2 separate regions of the Mus musculus genome follow, and region 1 is linked to region 2. The links are chromatin loops, found by intact Hi-C in ENCODE. Cell type or tissue: left cerebral cortex. All regions are shown on one strand.

Evidence for each region. Peaks named below come from ENCODE experiments on the same cell type or tissue, not always from the same donor. Only the 100,000 strongest peaks of a DNase experiment are listed, where the experiment ranks them.
Region 1: it touches region 2 in a loop (2.0-fold over the local background); 5 of 42 quality-filtered maps call a loop at or near these places.

What each region holds. Positions count from the first base shown.
Region 1 is chr11:5,355,412-5,357,911 of GRCm38, reverse strand. All of the region lies in intron 1 of Znrf3 (zinc and ring finger 3), which reads left to right. Among named protein-coding and RNA genes, the nearest start is that of Znrf3, 88 kb to the left of the region's middle. In left cerebral cortex, a CTCF peak has its summit at 1,015 (motif pointing left); DNase peaks (open chromatin) are centred at 1,477 and 2,463; H3K27ac peaks cover 1,074 bases.
Region 2 is chr11:5,421,048-5,423,547 of GRCm38, reverse strand. The region is part of intron 1 of Znrf3 (zinc and ring finger 3); the gene reads left to right. Among named protein-coding and RNA genes, the nearest start is that of Znrf3, 23 kb to the left of the region's middle. In left cerebral cortex, no CTCF peak of the experiment used is centred here; a DNase peak (open chromatin) is centred at 1,477; H3K27ac peaks cover 1,808 bases.

The DNA of each region.
Region 1 (2,500 bases), 66 kb after region 2:
ATTTATGAAAGACTTGACTTTTTTGTTGCTCTATAGTAGTGTTACTTTGCATGAATAGCAGTCAATTTCAGGTCTCAAGAATGGCTGAAGAAGTGGTGTGAGGTGTCATCAGTATTCTTCACAGTGACAACTTGTATCCAGAGTAGTGTCCAGCCAAAACCACATTACTTTCCTGAGTCTTAGGAACTTGTCTGTTTTGACAGCAACCAGAAGCAAAAAGAAGTGAAAGCTTTTTTTTTTTTTTTGGTTGGTTTTGAGTAATGTTGTCTCTTTTGTTTGTTAGATTAAGGAAATGAAATAATTACTAGGGCCCTAGATGTGAGCAAGGTCTGGGCCATGTGCCCGTGGTGCTTCTATAGTTGGATAATCCTTTTGAACCAGTTCAAAGTGTTGGAATAACTGGAGCTGAGCACTGTCATCACTGATTAAATTCATATTATTGTTGGTTTCCCCTGTGAGCTGTTAGTACTCTGGTGTTTTTCTTGCTGAGAGCCTGCAGGCAGGCTACACATGCAGAGGTAACCAGTGTGTGCATCCAGTGCTATGTGTCTGGCTCTCCAGCTTACAGGAGTACTTTCTTTGGTCACTCAGCCCCTGCAGGGAAGCCCATCAAAGGCCATATATAGTATTTGTTGTAAGACAGGAGTATGTCTTTTAAAAACACATTACTACCAGGTAGTGCTGTGTTTGCTTTTAAGCTGTATTGTGTTTTGGGTTTTAGTTGCCTCTTATTGCAGCAGATAGGTACATTATAGAATCATTTTCAAACAGCTGATCAAACATCATGATTACAGGGAAGGTTCAATACTTAAATGCATTTTCTCACTTAGTGTCTATCCACTTAGCATAATTTTTATAAATGAATACTAGGATCTCTGTCTTTTAAAGCTATTATCCAGGCTGGAGAGATCGTTCAGCGGTTAAGAGCACTGACTGCTCTTCCGAAGTTCAATTCCCAGCAACCACATGGTGGCACATAACCATCTGTAATGAGATCTGACGCCCTCTTCTGGTGCATCTGAAGACATCTACAGTGTATTTATAATAATAAATAAAAATCTTTGGGCCGGAGGGAGCGGGGCCGACTGGAATGAACAGAAGTACTAAAACCAATCATCCTTATTTTCTAACCCATTAACTTTTGTATTTTCATTTTCAGTTTTTGACCAGAAATAGATGACTTATTTTCGGTGTCCTATGTATCACTAGGAGAGCAGTCTTCCCACTGAGTCACACCCCTCAGTTTGACTGTGGTTTAGAAGTAGCACAGGCTGTGCCCATTAACTTTATTATTTTTTTTAATGTGAGTTTTTCCTGGGGTGTTATTTTTATTATCCTCTTTTGGTACAGAGGAACCATAGATTATAGAAGCATTCTTGGTTTTTCTTTAAAAAGCAAAGTTGATTGGCAGAGACTCCAGCTGAGCATTCAGAAAACCTGTGCCTGAAGTGGAGGAGTGCTGGTTTACCTCTCAGACTGTTCCCAGTTGGAAGCCTCCACACACAGCCAGAGCTGCGGAGCTCCTTTGCTGTGTCAGTTCCTTATCCTTATTATCACAATCACTATGACAACAGGAAGAAAAGAAACTGTTCTTCTATGTTCTGGATTCCAGGAAAAATAGTTTAGGCCATTGGTTCAAAGAGCTAGAGAGGCATTCATTCAGGACAACTTTCTAACATTCTAAATGGCTCAGAGGGTAAATTATTCGGTGAACAAACATGAAGACTTGAGTTTGGATCCCCCAGAAGGTGGGGAGAATACTACAAGACTGTGATTCCAATACTTGTAAGTTAAAGTAGGCTGTGGAATCAGGAGATGCCCCAGGAGCTTAAGGCCAGCTAGCCTGGCATGTGCAGTGATAAAACAGCAAAAGACAAGATAGAAAACAAGGACTGACACCTGAGGTCACTTCCGACCTCTACATACATGCCTGTGCATGTACAAATACAGAGCTTTCTAATTTTTTAAAAAAGGAATTATGTATTTTTTATACATTAAAAAAAGGGTGAAAAAAACCTTATGATTCAAGAGAAAAGTGGATGGGGTTGTCACCCTATCCCTTCACATAATTTATAAGCCTTGATTTTAGCTACCACACTTTTAAGAAAAGGTCTGGACCATCTTGCATCCTGGACCACAAAGGGGAAAGGACAACAGGAGGGAAATTTCCCTTTAAATCCTCAGGAACTTTTGGATAAGGTCTTATTACCGCGTGAGTTAGCTTGTCCTACTAGTATAGCAAGTAGTTCCTATGTTACAGTGACTCACTTGCATGAAGATGATCCTTTTGAAGTTATTGTAAATCTTCAGTGAGATATAGAAGTGTTATAACCTTGGGCAAAAGCAGTTAGTCCATGTCTCTCTCCTTGAGACATGGGGAGACTGTGCCAGTGTGTTTCAACAATTTGTGTTGAAAGCTTCTGAAAGCTACTCTTGGTTTCAGAGCTTGGCAGGTGGACCATCTCAAGGGAACAGTTCTCTCCAGACACTTATGCCTGGT
Region 2 (2,500 bases):
AACCCTAGTGACCTCTTTCTTAAAGAAGGTTCAAGGATGTAGAGCTTGGGTTTTCTGAATAGTGCTCACGGCATGGTTGGTCTCTTGTTGGGGATCTTCTGAGGTAGGCTAATTGGTCATTGGAAAAGACAGGAACTTTAGATGGTTGCAGTGTTACTTACAAAGGCTGAGTGCTACATGCCTAAGGCCAAGAGTGTCTAGAAACCAGAGGATGGTCCTGGGCTATGCCCCATTTAAGGAAGGCCTGTTCTTGGATTTGCCCTGATACCCCACTTCTTTTGCTGAGATCCAGGCTGGGTTGGCACTGAGTAGGGGCTTATTTTTGCTGTGTATATCAGAGTCATCTGGTGTAGATAAGCTCAAGGCAAAGCAGGAGAAAGGAAAGACCATGTGAGGAATGGCCAGAATCATAACAGTGAAATGAGACCTAAGGGGGAACCAGCTCTTCTCTCCTGATCCTCAGTCCTGCCATCTGTAGACTGGCAGGCATGTGAACTTGGGGCATGTGGCCTCAAGTCAGAGTCCTGCCAGGAATCTGAGACCTGTAGCTGGATTTCATCTAAGTGGGAAAGAGCACCTAACTAGAGAGGGAGGACACATAGCTTAGAAGTTAAGGATGACTATGAATACAACCAGGCAGAGGTGAGCCCCTCAGGCAGAACACAGATGGCATCCATGTTTACTGCTAGAGTTTTGATGGCTTGACCTCCCTCCTGCCCATGCTCTACAGCAGCAGTATGCAGGGGCTGTTCTAGCAGTTACTCCTATGAAGAAAATAATTTGGAATGTCAGGGAGTCACGTTCTTTTGACAGTCTTAAATTCACTTTATTAAAGATAAATACAACAGCTTTGGCTTTTAGGATTATTTATGACAAATTGTTTTCTGCTTGTACACTTAGCCACTCACAGCACCTTGGGAGAAAATTGCTGTTGTATGGCATTTGACCTTGGCTCAACTTATTTTCTGAGGTTTTGAAAGTAGACCAGGAGAGTGTGGTGACTTCTGGAGAACAGTTGATCAGGCATCTTTCAAGTTCTGCTCCTCACCCTTCAGTCTGGGGATGTCAATGGGCAGACCTCGGTTTTAGCAGAGAGCTTGTAAGCATGTCCCACCCCTAGCCTTAGTATTAGGCAATAGAGTGATAGGTTGGTTTGGACATTTTTCTGGCTATTGATGGGTGTTATTGTGGCTTCTCCAAATTGAATGAGGATTTTTTTTTTCTTTTTTCTTTTTTTCTTTTAATACAGCTAGTGAGCCAAATGAGCCACACTGGGATAAACTCTGTTTGTTTACAAATTATGTAAGAGAAGGGCCCGCCATTAAATTCTCTGAGCCAGAATTTCTCTCCCTCTTCAAAGTTGTAATCAAACTAAACAAACACTTTTCTGCAGGAGAAACAGGAGCAGATGCTCCTGGGAGGCCTTCAGCAACTGTGGAATGTTTAAAGTAGAAACACGTAACCAAGGTGGAGCTGTTCCAGAAACAGTGCTTGTTCTAGCCAGAACTGAAGCACGTGTCAGCTTTTTTATTTAGGGCAAGAGGTGCAGAATGAACCAGGCCAGTGCAGGCAGGGTTTTCCTCGGAGTGTTTAACTGGGTTTTCTTATCCTGCTTCTCACAGTGTCAGCTCCATTGGATGTTACTTTCCTTTGCCTACTCCTTTTTTCCCCTTAGAAAACAGAAGAAAAGAAAACAACAACAACAACAAAAAGCACTCCCAAGTCTTTAATTATTATTCCTTATTTTTTAGCTGTGTTGGATTACAGTTGAACCTTATCTTTTTAACTGTGCTAGATTTTACAGCTGGGAGTCTAAAAGCCCTTCTGTTAGCTCCATTCTCACAGGGTCATTCAGGGAAGTGAGGTGGAAGCCTTCCTGGCCTTTGCTAGTGTCTCAGTGAGCCTGGGAGATTTAGTTCTTTTGGGCATGGGCAAAGACTTCTAGGCTCAAGGACACTTTTTTTTTTTTTTTTTTTTTTTTTAAGTTCTCACTAACTTGGATCTTTATTGAGTGCCTTGATTTAAGATTAATTCATTTTTATTCATGTGTATATGTCTGTATATGCCACATGAGTGCAGGTTCCAATGGGGTCAAAACAGGGTGTCAGATCCCCTCCTGTAAGAGTTATAGGCAGTTTTGAGTCTCAGGACTTGGGTTCTAGGAACCAAACTTGGGTCCTCTGAAAGAGCAGTATGTGCTTTTAACTATGGAGCTATTCTCTCATCCTGAAATGGCTTGATTTAATTTGGCTTGGGAAATTATAAAATTTCAGGACATCAGTATATAAATAGATGTGTACTTTTTTTGTTTGTGTTTTTGACACAGGGTCTCTATATAGTCTTGGCTATCATGGAGCTCACTGAACTTGAACTCAGAGATCTGCCCCTGCCTCCCTAGTGCTGGGATTAAAGGTGTATTCTACAGTGCTCGATTTTGATGTGTACTCTCTAAGCCATATGTAGGTTTCTGTGAAGTGTGCCCAAGATGAGCTTTTCTCAA